Regions from separate parts of the Homo sapiens genome. Here all the other regions are linked to region 1. Evidence: chromatin loops called from intact Hi-C (ENCODE). Cell type or tissue: dorsolateral prefrontal cortex. All regions are shown on one strand. Region 1 overlaps EFCAB8 (EF-hand calcium binding domain 8). Region 2 has its middle 27 kb from the start of SUN5. Region 3 holds the start of BPIFB2 (BPI fold containing family B member 2).

The links. A loop is a pair of places that touch in the nucleus more often than their neighbours do. Peaks named below come from ENCODE experiments on the same cell type or tissue, not always from the same donor. Only the 100,000 strongest peaks of a DNase experiment are listed, where the experiment ranks them.
Region 2: a loop joins it to region 1, with 5 times the contacts of the local background. A loop is called at or near these places in 6 of 110 quality-filtered maps.
Region 3: it touches region 1 in a loop (2.3-fold over the local background); 19 of 110 quality-filtered maps call a loop at or near these places.

What each region holds. Positions count from the first base shown.
Region 1 is chr20:32,899,582-32,904,581 of GRCh38, reverse strand. All of the region lies in intron 11 of EFCAB8 (EF-hand calcium binding domain 8), which reads right to left. Among named protein-coding and RNA genes, the nearest start is that of EFCAB8, 43 kb to the right of the region's middle. In dorsolateral prefrontal cortex, CTCF peaks have their summits at 1,720 and 1,923 (motif pointing left); a DNase peak (open chromatin) is centred at 1,901.
Region 2 is chr20:32,975,055-32,980,054 of GRCh38, reverse strand. No RefSeq gene overlaps it. Among named protein-coding and RNA genes, the nearest start is that of SUN5, 27 kb to the left of the region's middle. RefSeq lists enhancers at 1-4, 5-505, 1,450-2,076, 1-3,943. In dorsolateral prefrontal cortex, no CTCF peak of the experiment used is centred here; no DNase peak of the experiment used is centred here; H3K27ac peaks cover 2,106 bases.
Region 3 is chr20:33,007,697-33,012,696 of GRCh38, reverse strand. It overlaps BPIFB2 (BPI fold containing family B member 2), which reads right to left and starts at 4,993. Exons shown (of 16, transcript NM_025227.3): 1 at 4,937-4,993; 2 at 4,014-4,156; 3 at 1,580-1,673. The coding sequence starts at 4,122. RefSeq lists enhancers at 3,618-4,612, 4,613-5,000. In dorsolateral prefrontal cortex, no CTCF peak of the experiment used is centred here; a DNase peak (open chromatin) is centred at 2,956.

The DNA.
Region 1 (5,000 bases):
CACACCTGCAATCCCAGCACTTTGGCAGGCACAGGCAGGAGGATCCCTTGAGGCCAGGAGTTCAAGACCAGCCTGGGCAACACAGCAAGATCCCATCTGTACAAAAAAAACAAAAATTAGCTGGGCGTGATGGTGCACCTGCAGTCCCAAATACTTGCAAGGCTGAGGTGGGAGGATTGCTAGAACCCAGGAGGTTGAGGCTGCAGTGAGCTGTGATCATGCCACTGCACTCCAGCCTGGGGGACAGAGCAAGAACCTGTCCACGAAAAAAACAAAAAGACTCTATTCAGGCCAGACACAGTGGCTCACGCCTGTAATCCCAGCACTTTGGCAGGTCGAGGCAGGAGGATCCCTTGAGGCCAGGAGTTCAAGACCAGCCTGGGCAACACAGCAAGATCCCATCTGTACAAAAAAATTAAAAATTAGCTGGGCATGGTGGTGCACCTGCAGTCCCAGCTACTTAGGAAAGTGAGGCAGGAGGATCACTTGAGCCTGGGAGTTTGAGGTTACAGTGAGCTCCAGCCTGGGCAACAGAACGACACCCTGCCTCAGAAAAAAAAAACCCAAAAAATCCATTCAAAGGCATCTGTAGTAGGGCACCCGACCCCCTGACACAGTATGCCCTCCACTGAAGTCACCCCTGACCCGGCTCCTCCACCACTCCCGGGGGGCCTAAGCCAGGTGCCTGGGCATCAACCTGGACAACACTGTGGCTCCCATTATCCAGCCTGGCCCCAAGTCCTCCTTGCCTACTTCCCTCCACTCCCATGGCCACTGCTAGCCCAGGCCCCTGACTTTGCCGTATCAGCCTCCCAGCCAGTTCCTTCATCTCCAGCCTTGCTCCCCTTTAAATCATCTGTCCAGAGACACAAGGATTCCTCTAAAAATCAAAGCTTCAAAGAGAACAGATGGCAGTACACATATTTCATTTATTGCCAAACCAGATATTCCTCCCTCCACACGTATATGTGCTGCCGAAAAATGTTCTGGAAGAATGGTCACCAAAATGTTAGTAGAAATTATTTCAGGCCGATTTCACGTATTGATCAACAAAGATTTCCTGGCTCCTACTCCTGCCAGGATTACCAGGGGCACAGACACGAGGCTTCTGCCATAGGGGGTTTTCCTTCTAGAGGGAAACAACAGGAGGAAGTGGACACACAGAAGGGAGATGGACATTTACAAATCATGGCGAGTCCTGCAAGGGACATAAGCACATGGCTTTGACGGAGGACAACAGAAGGAGGCTCACTTCTGCCGGCCTCTCTGAGGAGGGTCCAGGGCAGCGGAGACCTGAAGGGTGAGAAGGAGTCAGCCCCGGGGAGCCCAGGGGAGGGGTGAGGCTTCAGCCGGAGGGAGCAGCCTATGCAAGGCCGGTGTGGTGGGCACCAGGTGGGCCAGGAGGAGAGGGCATGAGAGGACATGGGCGAGATGGGCAGGGCCCAATCCACAGCCCTGGCCAGGAGCCGTTGAAGGCTCCATACAGGGCCCTGGCTGGATCAGATTTGTTGATGGCCGTGGGTCAGGAAATGTGGCCTGAGGGGACACGGTGAGGCTGCTAAGAGGGCCAGGGCAAGCAGTTCAGGTGGGAGATGACGGTGGCTTCAACTAGGTGGTGGTGGCAGAAGTGAAGGAAGAGGGGACAGTCGGGGAGACGCCGGGGGTCAGTCCACACACTCAGCACCGGCTCCTGCTACCACACCCGCTCCGTCAGATTTGCTCCTGGCTCGAACCATCTGAGAACTCAGGTGAGGCTGGCTGCAAGGAAGCCAGACCCTCAGGCCCACACTGCCTTGGAGGCTGAGGCTGACTCCAGAGGCAGAGGTTGGGGTGCCAATGCCAGGCCCCACCCGCAGAGGATATGCCCTAAGATGGCATCGCCAAAACGGGAGACCAGCAAGTGGTCAATTGTGCCACCTGCCGGCCTGTACATTGCACTGCATGCAGACAAGAATGCATGGGGTGTGCCAACACTCCCAGCTAATTTTTAAATATTTTGTGTAGATGGGATCTTGCTGTATTGCCCAGGCCGGTCTTGAACTCCTGGCCTCAAGGGATCCTCCTGCCTTGGCCTCCCTAAGTGCTAGGATTACAGAAGTGAGCCACCGTGTCTGACCTGAATGGAGTCTTTTGTTTTTTTTGAAGACAGGGTCTTGCTCTGTCACCCAGGCTGAAGGAAGGGAACATGTGTCTCTGTGTTTGTGTGTGTAAATATATTCTCTACCCTACCCCAAAAATACATCTCCAGTCCCTCCATCCCACAACACAGCCCAGCTCCAGGCCACCATCCTATGCAGCCTCAACTATTGCAATGGCCTCCTCACTGGTGTGTTCACCACCACCCCTGCCCATGGACACTCCACCTGCAACATATAAGCCAGACCACACCAGTTCTCTGCTCAAAACCATCCCAGAACCGTGCTTATATCTAGTTCCAAATATTGTAAGAAGATACTCTGAGGTACTTAGAGAAATATTAACGTGGACTAGCTACTAGGTGATATGGAAGAATTATACCATTTTATCTATTTTTGTGTGTGTTTGAAACATTTTATAATGAAAATATTAATTTAAAATTAATTAATTTAAAAAACAAGGCCAGGAGCGGTGGCTCACGCCTGTAATCCCAGCACTTTGGGAGGCCGAGGCGGGCGAATCATGAGGTCAAGAGATGAAGACCATCCTGGCCAACATGGTGAAACCCCGTCTCTACTAAAAATGCAAATATTAGCCGGGCATGATGGCGCGTGCCTGTAATCCCAGCTACTTGGGAGGCTGAGGCAGGAGAATCGCTTGAACCCGGGAGGTGGAGGTTGCAGTGAGCTAAGATTACACCACCGCACTCCAGCCTGGGCACTGCAGCAAGACTCTGTCTCAATCAATCAATCAATCAATCAGTCAATCAATAACAAGAGCATACCACAGACAGCGGAGCTGTGCAAAGGCCCTGGCGCAGGAGCACGCCTGAGCCTGAAGGCCAGTGGAGCTGAGTGGGCAGGTGGAGGCAATGAGGTCAGGAAGGCAGCAGGCCCGGCCCACAGAGGCCCTCCTGGCCCTGGTGAGGTGACCCCCTGATATCCTCCTGCCATCAGGACTCAATAAAACAAGATCTGAATGAAACACATATCTTATACACCAAGCTTGTCCAACTCACAGCCCATGGGCCTCATACAACCCAGGACAGCTCTGAATGTGGCCCAACACAAATTCATAAACTTTCTTATAACATTATGAGACTTTTTTGTGATTTTTATTTAGCTCATCAGCTATTGTTAGTGTCAGTGTATTTTATGTGTGACTCAAGACAATTCTTCTTCTTCCTATGTGGCCCAGGGAAGCCAAAAGATTGGACACCCCAATATACACTAAGTGATACCACCACCAATGCAGACAGATAGCCTCAGCAAACAGCTCCAAGCAAACTTCTGCCACACGGCCCCATTCAAAGCACTGAACCCAAGACTGAAACTTCCCCTTCACGTCAGACATTCCCGGAGGCCCCTTTTTCCGGCCTGCAGGGAGCTCCAGGACTTGTCTAGAAATGTACACAGTGCACTGTTTGGTTAAAAAGGCACTGGACGGCCGGGCGCGGTGGCTCATGCCTGTAATCCCAGCACTTTGGGAGGCCGAGGTGGGCGGATCACGAGGTCAAGAGATCGAGACCATCCTGGCCAACATGGTGAAACCCCATCTCTACTAAAAATACAAAAATTAAGCCGGGCATGGTGGCTCACGCCTGTAATCCCAGTACTTTGGGAGGCCAAGGTGGGTGGATCACAAGGTTGGGAGATCGAGACCATCCTGGACAACATGGTGAAACCCCGTCTCTACTAAAATATGAAAAAAAATTAACCGGGCATGGTGGCGCACACCTGTAGTCCCAACTACCTGGGAGGCTGAGGCAGGGGAACTGCTTGAACCCGAGAGGCGGAGGTTGCAGTGAGCCGAGATTGTGCCACTGCACTCCAGCTTGGCAACACAGTGAGACTCCGTCACAAAAAAACAAAAAATAAAAATAATAAAAATTAAAAAATGAAAAATAAAAATACAAAAATTAGCTGAGCACGGGGGCACGTGCCTGTAGTCCCAGCTACTAGGGAGGCTGAGGCAGGAGAGTCACTTGAACCTGGAAGGCGGAGGTTACAGTGAGCCGAGATTGCGCCACTGCACTCCAGCCTGGTGACACAACAAGATTCCGTCTCAAAAACAAAACAAAACAAAAAAAGGCACTGGACATATAATGAGGCCCAAGATAAAACTCCAGCTCAAGTGTCTGCTCTAAGACAGTCACTTCCCCTCCCTAAGCTTCGGGTTTCCCATCTGTAAAATGAGGAGTTGGACGAAATTAGCCTTATCATCTCAGGATTGAAATTTCCCCTGAAAAACAACCAGGACAGAAAGGGACAGACATGGGTCTAAATGGCCCTCTGTTTCTGCCCCAACCCCACCCTGGCCTCACCCAGTCTCTCCCCAATACAGGCCTTAAATCTCCTGCTGTTCCCCCAAAAAGACTCTCCTGGGGCTCAATCTTCAGCCTGTGCAGAAGCAAAATGTCAGAGCCCCAAAGGCTCAAGGTAAAGACTAGGGGCCGGAGGAAAACTGCAGGGGCAAGAGCCACCCAGCAGGAAGACTCCGCGAGAGAACATACCTACCAGTTTATCCACAGTAAACGGCACAGTAGAAGCCACACAGTAAAAGAACAGAAGTGGGCCAGGCGCGGTGGCTCGTGCCTGCAATCCCAGCACTTTGGGAGGCCGAGGCGGGCTGATAACCTGAGATCAGGAGTTCGAGACCAGCCTGACCAACACAGAGAAACCCCGTCTCTACTAAAAATACAAAATTAGCCGAGCATGGTGGTGCGTGCCTGTAATCCCAGGTACTCGGGAGGCTGAGGCAGGAGAATCACTTGAACCCGGGAGGCAGAGGTTGTGGCGAGCCGAGATCGCACCATTACACTCCAGCCTGGGCAACAAGAGTGAAACTCTGTCACAAAAAGAAAA
Region 2 (5,000 bases), 75 kb before region 1:
GGACAGACAGTGGCAAGGGCCCAGTGATGAGACTCAGAGACCCCTGCACGAGACCCCTGGACAGACAGTGGCAAGGGCCCAGTGATGAGACAGAGCCTAGGCCCTTCCCCTGGCCTGTGCCCCTTCACTGAGTGCCCAAGGGAGTCAGTCTTTGAGCCTCACTTTCCTCATCTGCACCAGGAGATGCCTGTCCTCACCTTCTCCCTGCCAGAAGTGGCCTAAGGCCCCCAGGATGCCAGTGTGAAAGGCTCTTGCCGGCTGTGTGATAAGTGGGGTCCCCAGAGCCTAGCACAGAGCCTGTCATGCAAGAGCTGCCCCATAAATAGAAGTCGGGTGAGTGAACAGGAGGGCTCTTGACGGCACAGGAGACGGCACAGGTTCAGGTTCTAGGAATTGGAGCAAACAGTGACGTTTATTTGCAGCATAAGGCCCGCTGTGGATGGGCAGGGGGCTGACACAGCCTGCCCTCACCCAAGTCCCCAGGGGACACTCCTTGAGGGTCCTCACAGAGGCTAGGGTCAGGGTCACAAGCACACCAGCAGCATTCCCTGGACAAGACAATCTCAGGGTGACAATCTCATGGTGGCTCGTCCATAAATGGACAGGGAGAAAAGCAAGGGCTGAGAAGTGGGAGCCCTGGAGTCCAGCCAAGGCCCTCTCTGGGCCTCAGTTTCCCCATCTACACAATGGGCACACCACCTCCTACTCTATCGGCCTCACAATGGTGCCCACCAGCTGATACCCAGGACATTGGGCAGAGAGAGAGGGGGAAATAAAGAAAGAAATAAATAAACACCAACCCTATTAATCTTGGCCAGAGTTAGAAAGTGTAAAGTCGGCCAGCACAGTGGTTTGTATCTGTAATCCCAGCACTTTGGGAGACAGAGGCCGGCAGATCACTTGAGGCCAAGAGTTTGAGACCAGCCTGGCCAACATGGCAAAACCCTGTCTCTGCTAAAAACACAAAAAATTAGCTGGGCATGCTGGTGCACACCTGTAATCCCAGCTACTCGAAAGGCTATGGCAGAAGAATCGCTTGAACCCGAGAAGCAGAGGTTGCAGTGAGCTGAGATCACGCCATGGTACTCCTGCCCGAGTATCAGAGCGAGACTCCATCTCGAAAAAAAAAAAAGTATAAAGTCATCAAGACTTAGAACCTATCCCCACCACCATGTCCAGGCAAGCCATGATACCCACTGGCCCCCAAAACATTCTAGGAATGCCCTGGCCAAGCCAGCAAGTTGGGAAGTGACACAGGGTGGCAATCTCATGCAGAGCAAGGTAAAGAAATTTACCTGTAAGTACTTAAGCAGTGTTTCCTTTCTTTCTTTTTTTTAGATGGAGCCTCAATCTGTCGCCCAGGCTGGATGCAGTGGTGTGATCTCTTCTCACTGCAACCTCTGCCTCCTGGGTTCCAGCAATCCTCCCACCTCAGCCTCCCAAGTAGCTGGGATTACAAGCATGCACCAACACGCCTGGCTAATTTTTGTATTTTTTAGTGGAGACAGGGTTTCACCATGTTAGCCAGGCTGGTCTGGAATTCCTGACCTCAAGTGATCTGCCTGCCTCAGCCTCCCAAAGTGCTGGGATTACAGGCGTGAGCCACTGCTCCCAGCTGTTAAGGAGTGTTTCCATATTAAATTATATTATGGGGTAGAAGGCCAAAATCAGGCTAATCTACGTAAAAGAATCAGAGCCTTCTGCTGCACTCTTTTGGGCTATGTCTCCAGTGGACTCCCAGCTAGCTGCCTTCAGAGAGACTGAGATCAGACCCACACTGACCACCCTTCTCATCACCCTCCAAATACCTCTCCCTCGCCCTCATGAGCTGGGGGCCCTCAGCCAGTATCTGAGGCACCGAGTCCAGGTTCTGCCTTCGGTGTCCACACCAGGCAAAGCTAGCTCATTCCCCCTTTCCCGAGACCAGAGGTCGCTACAGGATCTGGTGATCACAAGAGCCCTGCCACATGCAGGCTGCTGGGCTGCAGGACATGAGCACTCCGGCACTGCCAGGGGGAAGCTGGGTAAGTGACACCTCAGCTCGACCACCTCCCAGCTATGTGACCACTCACCAGTCCCTATCCCTCGCAGGGCCTTGGTTCATGCAGGAAGGACTAGACCAACGCCTCGCCTTCCATTCAGGTGTGGATGCCTGAGTGGCCTGCTGGGCACTGTGTGGGGTCCTGAAGCCGGTGGAGCTAGCTCAGAGGTCGGCCGTGGGGCTCAGGCAGGCAGGGCAGTGCTATCGACCACAACCCCACCAGGAAGTCCAGGTCAGAGCTGACCATCAGTGCTGGGCACCAGGAGGTCACACTGGAGCTTGGGAGCTCATAGGCTGAGGTCTGACACCTGGGCTGGTGAGGGAGGAAGCATCAGAGCAGATCTCCCTCCACCAGCAACCCTTCATCCTTCAGAGAGAATGTGCCCGAATCCCCAAGCCCTGGCCTCACTTACAGGAACGTTCCTCATGGAAGGTGAGGACCCGGTGAGGGAGGCACAGCAGAGAGAAAGGGCATCTCTGAGGCTCTCCCCAAGAGGGACTGCCTTGGAACAGCCTGGGACAGGAATCCAGCACTCAGCCCTGGTCGCTTGCTGTGTGGCTGAGGGCAAGTCTCAACTTCTCTGAGCCTCCGTTTCCATCAATGTGACCAGACGCCATGGGAGCAAGGAGGGAGTGAGCTCTGGCCCTGCTAGGTTTGGAGCCAGTCCCTGGATCCACAGGGAAAGAGGGACAGAAAGAGAGGCAGCCTCCTGGGAACAACAGCAATAAGAAAGGACTTCCTGAGCAACTGTGACTGTGGAGCCTGCCAGCTGCCTAACCTCTGCTCCCCAGGAAGTCTGGGTTGTGCCTGCAGCCATTCTGCTCATCTCTTCATGTCCACAGAGACAGTGAGTTTGCATCCATCAACCACAAACATGGCTCTGAGGATGAGATCCTGCAAGGGGGATTGGGGGTGAGGCAAAGAGGAGCTCCCAGGTGTTTGGAGCTGAAAAGGCCAAAGGAATCGTGACCAACTCAGCATTCCACTGGCTATATGATCAAACAGCAAACTGTTTATCATGAATGCAGGATGTGGGCAAACTCACGACTGCGCCTACTGCCAGAAGGTTTGCTGAGGGCCCTGGCACCGTGCTCATTGAGGTTATCTACTGGGACATCTAGAACCTATTGTTTGAAGAATGCAGTCTTGCAAGCCTGCTGTAAATTAAGCCCCTGATCGACAACCACCCCCACTTCTCCCTATCTCCTTTACCCAATCAAATGCGAAGGGCTGTAAAGCTAAGAGCCCTTGTTCACTAGAAGCAAGGAGCCCCCTGACCCCTTCTTCCAAATACACTCTTTTGTCTTTATCTTTATTCCCACGTTTGTCATCCTTTGTTCGGTCCCCCAAGGTCCGTGCAGATGACATCCAGGAGTCGCCCCACCCCTCAGGGCCCTCCCAGGCCTCCACCTCCACCCCACAACTGTGATCTCTGCCTGGAAGTGCAGCTCCTGTGGGCCTGCTGCTGAGATCATTCCATTCCCATCACGTGCCTTTGGCCTGAAGCTCTGTCCCTGTCTGTGCTGCTCTCAGTCACTCACCCCTCAGTGGGGAGGAGTCCGGCAGGGCCTATGGCACAGGGACAGTGAGGGGAGGAGCTGGAGGGTGAGGGTGCCTCATGCAGCACTCACCTCTTTGAGTCCGAGCAGCAGGAGGCAGCGAACCATTGGGTCCACACAGCAGCAGCTCCACAAGGGTGCACATCTCCACCATCCACGGGCCCTCCTCCAACAGCACCATGGGGGTGCCCAAGTCAGCTTTAGCCCCAAGGTCACTGCTGGCAAGTTTGATAAGCACTGTGGGGTACCTGTGGCTGTCCTCAGCCCTGTGAGAGCCCAGAGGCCCCGCCACCAGCCCATGTCTTCTCCCCACCAGGGAATTAAGCTGCCAATCATTCATCCCATTTTATGAATGTGGAAACTGAGGCTCTAAGAGGTTTAGACGCTTCCTCAGGGTCACACCAGGAGTGAGTAGAGAAGCTGGGATTTGAACCCAAGTCAGTCAGTTCAAGTCTGGAGCCCACGTTCTGTGGAGCATCAGCTCAACCCTGAGACACTACCCGTTCTAGGGTCCTCCCCATCCTGACATCTCATGTTGAGAAAATGAGTCCTCATGTTAAGAAACGCTAATCTAATTCAAGGCCCACGTGGCAAACAGAGGCCCAGAGAGGAGCAAGGTCTTGCCTAAGGGTACCCAGCGTCTCTATGGTAGAAATGGGCATAAGTGCAAGCCTCCATGGGCCTTTTCTTCCTGTGATTCTACCACTGGGATAAAGATTCAGCAGCTCTGAAAACTGAACATGCCAGGCCCTGATAGTCAAACCCTGTCTCGGCGTCAATACTGAATTGTACCTGAGAGAGTTAGAGAAAATGCCACACTTTGAGACGAATTAAGAGTCCGTTTATTTAGCCGGCGGCCAAGAGACGGCTAATGCTCAAAATTCTCTCGGCCCCGAAGAAGGGGCTAGATTTTCTTTTATACTTTGGTTTAGAAAGGGGAGGGGGGTCTAGTTAAAACAATTTTACAGAAATAAAGTAGGCAAAAAAGTTAAAAGGATAAATGGTTACAGGAAAGTAAACAGTTCCAGGTGCAGAGGCTTTAAGATTATTACAAGGTGATAGACGCAGGGCTTTTTGGGCGTTATCAATCAGATGAATTCCTGGGAACTGCGGATATTGCTTGCCACAGTATTTTATCAGTTAATTGCATTCTTGAATGTGCTGGGAGTCAGCCTGCACAAGTTAAGTCCTTGAGGAAGGCGCTGCCAGTGAAAGAGCCAAGATGGAGTCTGTCTGGCTCTCTTAGCTAAGGGAGAGCCAATTCAGGTGGAAACAAGGCTGGGTGATTAAAGGAAAAGGGAGAGTCTAAAAATAGGGTTAGTAAAAACAAGGTTGCGCATTACACTAACAGTTTACACGGGAAGCCATGTTTGACTTCTCTATACACCCCAGGCCTGTG
Region 3 (5,000 bases), 110 kb before region 1:
TTCTGACAATTGGAACCATGAGGTAAGGGGAAGATGGTGAGTTCTCCATCACCACGGGGCATGCAAACCAAGGTTGGACACCAGCTGGTAGGGAGAACATGCAGAGGGGCCCCCGCTTCGGGCAGGACTTGGGTGAGATGATTGCTCAGGTTTTTGACAGTTTCCGACCCCTGCCTGGAAAGTTGGGAAGGTTGGAAAAGAAAAACTTCAGGAACCACAGAAGGCAGAAATCCTCTCTCTGGTATCCTAGTCAATGTCTGCAGCTCGTAGCCTACAGCAACAGAAGCTCCCCCACTTCAAAGCTCCAAGCACTCTCCAGCTAACCTGTGATTTATTTTATTTCCTAAATGAAAGTCATTTCTGCACTGTACAGTTCAGGTCCCCGTACAGAAGCTGCGTCTGTGCACTCAACAATCCTGGGTTCAATCCTGTGTCTACAAACAAGAGCCCCGGGCACTGTTTTCAAACAGCCCCATGGTGTCCATTGTGTGGCCAGACCACAAGTGATTTAGGCATCTTTGGTCGCTGGGTATTTATGTCCAGTTCTCCACCTTTATTAACCATGCCATGAACTGCATTTCAGCTCTTCCTAAGGGATCTCAAACTGGTGGCCCCCAAGCCAGATGTTTTTTTCACCATCCACCCATTGTTCCAGGGTCTTAAAGTCTTAAATATTTTTTGTTTGTTTGTTTGTTTTTGTTTTTGTTTTTTTGTTTTGAGACAGAGTTTCATTCTTGTCGTCCAGGCTGGAGTACAATGGCACAATCTTGGCTCACTGCAACCTCTGCCTCCCAGGTTCAAGAGATTCTCCCACCTCAGCCTCCTGAGTAGCTGGGATTACAGGCACACGCCACCACTCCCAGCTAATTTTTGTATTTTTAGTTGAGATGGGGTTTCACCATGTTAGCCAGGCTGGTCTTGAACTCCTGATCTCAGGTGATCCACCCACCTCGGCCTCCCAAAGTGCTGGGATTACAGGCGTGGACCACTGCGCCTGGGCTTTAAATGTTTTTTCATTAGTTGCTATCATTCCAAATTTGATGGATTCTAGATGTATATCTTCTCTTGGAAACCCAAAGATCTGACAGTAGTGAGCCCTAGTTCCTATGTGGAAGGTGACTGTTGACCAGCCCAGGGGTGTCTAAGTTTGGGATGCTCCACATCCCTATGCCTTTAGTTTCTGCATTAAGCAGAGTAGGGTGGAGGTAAAGGAGGCTCAGATTCGTGTCTAAATTCAGTATCCAGTTTCTAGAAACAGAGGGTCCTGCCAGCCCTGGGGACCCAGGAGCCACTCTTAGCCCTTGAGGGCAGAAATTCACTAATTCAGAGGCACCAGGCCCGGCTTCTCCATCTTGGGTCCCTCTCTTAAATCATCTTGTGACCACTCACCTTGTGGGAGGGAGCACTCACCTTCAGTGGAGAGTGCTCATCTGGTGGACTGGAACACTTTGCCCCGTGGATAGGAGCATCTGCCCAGCAGGCAGGAGCACATGCCCGGTGGACTGAAGCACCCACCTGGCAAGCAGGAACACTCCACTTGGTGGCAGGAGCACCTTCTCTGGAGGAGGGGAGCACTCACCTGGTGGGCTGAAGCGCCTCTCCACTCCAGTCCAGGAAATGAGGGACAGTGACCTGCAGGGCCCGCTGGAGAGGGGCTTTCCCAATTTCAGACACTGTGGGGCCAGGGTAGAGTGAGGTCAGGGTGCCCTCGGGAACCACCAAGTAGCAAGAACACACTGCCTGCCATCTACCCTGCACCTTGGGCAGAGGGTACTCAGACTGGAAGGGGTAGGCTTACTCCAAGCATATGGGGAGGGCAGCTGACTCCCCATGAGCCCACCTTGGGTGCACCACTCGCATCAGGCTCTCTCCACCTGGGCATGACCTCCTTCTCCCACTCTGCCTCTCAAAATCCTGCTGATTTACCCCGTCCTTCAAAAGCAACAAAATCCTTTGCCCTCTTGCAAGGTTCCAACCAGATCCCATCTCCTCTGGGAGCCTTCCCTAAGTTCCCAAGCAGAAGGGGCATCTCCCAGTCATCCCTGGCCTGCTGTGGAGGCGCCCATGGGAGCAGAGGGGACGTCCCTTGGGAGGGGAGGGGACAGCCTCACCTGGGGGCTGAGGACTCAAGAGTCTCTCAGATCCTGGTTTCAAACCGCAGTGCTCACTGCTACTCACTGCCTGTGTGGCTACTCTGTGCCTCAGTTTCCCCATCTATACATCTGCAATGATTCTAATGGTATCTGTCACATAGGATCATTGTAAACACTCAGTGCACAGCAAATGCTAGCTTCTACCATTGCTATTTATTTTTGTAATAATAGCGGCAATCGTTTATGTTGTGATCCTGTAGTGCCAGGCCCTGTTCTGAGTGCTTTACTTTTCCTGTTATCGTGCCCAGTTTACAGAGAGGTGAGGGCACCTGGCCAGGGAAAGCTGGCTTTGGACCGAGGGACCTGGCTCCCGAGCCTCTGGGCATCCTCACTCACCTGTGCTGCTGAGCCCCAGAGAGGTGCTAATTAAGCAGGAGTTGAATTAGAATAAGAGGTGATGGTGCTGGAAGGGAGCTTCAAATGAGGAGTCAAGAGGCCTGCCCACTGCTCAGACTCACTGTGGGAACTTGAGGAGTCCCTGCACCTCTCTGGTTCTTAGTCTCCCCCAACAAGAAGCATAAAGGCGGTGGTTTCCATGTTTCCCAGCACCCCTCTCCCACCTAACCATCTGCAGCTGAGCTGGAACTCACACCCAGACCTCAGACTCCATCTACAGTGCTCCCTTGACGCAGGGTTTGAACTCTGGGGCTTGCAGGATGGGGTGGGGAGGACACTGGAAGTAGCCACTCAGCCCAGCCTGGGGAGCAATGCGTCCAGCGTGGGCCTCCAGCCAGATTTCTGCCAAAAACAAACACAGGCAGGCAAGCTGGGGAGGGCTCCCTGGGGACAAAGGAGGCTTGCACAGGATGGGCAGAGGGCAGGAAGGCGGCGGAGGGCGCGGGCCTCATGGCCCTACCTGCAGGCATCCATGAATGGCTCCATGTCATGCTCTGGCACGGATCACTGACCCCTTTCATTGCCTGCCCATCAGCCCGGATATGAGGTCCCGGAAGGCTGTGTTTACCCAGGGGTGGGGGAAACCTGCTACTTCCCTGAGCCACTGCTTCATGTCCTGGGCCACTGAAGGTCCCATCTACTGTCTGACCTGACTTTCTCACACTGTAATCTGAGTTTGGCCTTGGGGGAAACCGCTTCTGATCTCCTGGCTTTGGTGGGAAACCAAATTCTCACCGGGAGGCAACTCGAGGTGAATAAACATGTTTGTGCTGGCGTCCTGGACCTTGGCAATGTCTGTCCCTCCCTGGGGCTAAGTTTCTTCATTGTGCCCTCCTTAGGGGATTGGGGCAAGACTTGGAAGGATCTAGCAGCACAGCCGTAAGACAGAGCCCTCGCACAAGTGGGACCCAGAGAGCGGATGGTTCTCTCACGCTGAGCTCAGAAGGGATATAACTTTAGAACACTCCTTGCATCACGGTGCTAGACAGACCTCTCCCAAGAACACACGTGCGTGCACACACCACATACGCAAACGTGTACACCCAGGGTGAACAGCCGTACCTGTGCACACACATCCAGGCAGCATCATGGGCTTGCACCCTCCCCGACACTTAAGTACACACGTGGGCACAGCTCTATGAAATTTCAAACTCATAAGTAGACACACACAGGTAAAAATAGCCCCTCAAACCGACCTATGCCCACATCACCAAAGCATGTGAGCAAGTCACATGTGCACACTTGCACACTGGCCACATGACGTACTCCCCCCTCACGCATTTATGTAATAAGCATTTGTTGAGCAGCGCCATGTGTCAGGCACTGTCTGGGTGCCAGGGACACAACTTCCAATTAAAATCTGGGTCCTCATGGGCCTTTTGAGTTCACAGCTACGCACACACACTTAGGATTGCACACGCATGTACAGGCTCACAGACACTCACTGGGTAACACACCGCTTACCGTAGCTCAATGCTGCCTTGTTGAGTCGGACCACGGTGCCTGGCGTGGAGGCACCGACCACGGGCAGCAGCAGTGCCAGCAGCAGGCCCAGCCTACTTGCCCAAGCCATGGCTGCCCTGGCCGCTGCCCACAGGATCTGTGGGCTGGGGTAGAAATGAGCATCAGGGAGCTCAGCCAAAACAGCCCACCCCTGAGCCACCCGAACCCCACTCCAGCCTGGAGGGAACAAGCCCTGACTGGTGATCCCAGCCCTGCCCCAGGCCCACAGACATCAGTTTTTGCATCTCTGCATTGGGAACCATCACCTTGCCTTGCTTGCTTCATCAGGAATCATGGGGGAGTCCCTTCTGGAAATGACCCGCAATGCCCAGAGAAGAAATGGTCTTGCCTAGGGCCACACAGTGGACTGGGACCAGGTGCAGGACCCAAGCCATGGCATAGAAGGATGGTGAGACTCCCAAACGGGGAGACTGAGGGTAGTTTCCTGTCCCAAGAAGATGCCCAGGACTGTATCACCTGATGCCGGAGTCCAGCCCCGTGTGACAGCCAGCTTGGTGTCCAGCTGTCCACCAAATTCAGCCAGGGGAGGACCCAGGGTGGCTCCTGTCCTCATCCCCTCCTGGCCAGGTGGTAAATGGCCTAAGAGTAGGCCTCTCACATGGCCCCCATCCTCTCCTGACTCAGTCTGGCCAAATAGGCAGATCTGTGTCTGACTCAGGGAGAGGGAGCCAGGCAGGAGTGAGGGACTGCGGCTCAGGTGGGTCTGCTGAGACCCAGGATGGCGGCACTTGCCCAGGTCCTACAGCAAGGCCAGGGGTGGAAGGACCCTTCTGCAGAGGGTGGCTGGAGGTAGCATCCCCACTGAACAGATAGAGAAGCCAAGCCTCCTTGGAAGTGGTGTACCAGCCCAGCCCCATGCCTACCTCAGGTGGTTCCTGAGACAGGTGAACTCTCAGCCCCAGGGTAGCCCTCCTCTGCCCGAGGCAG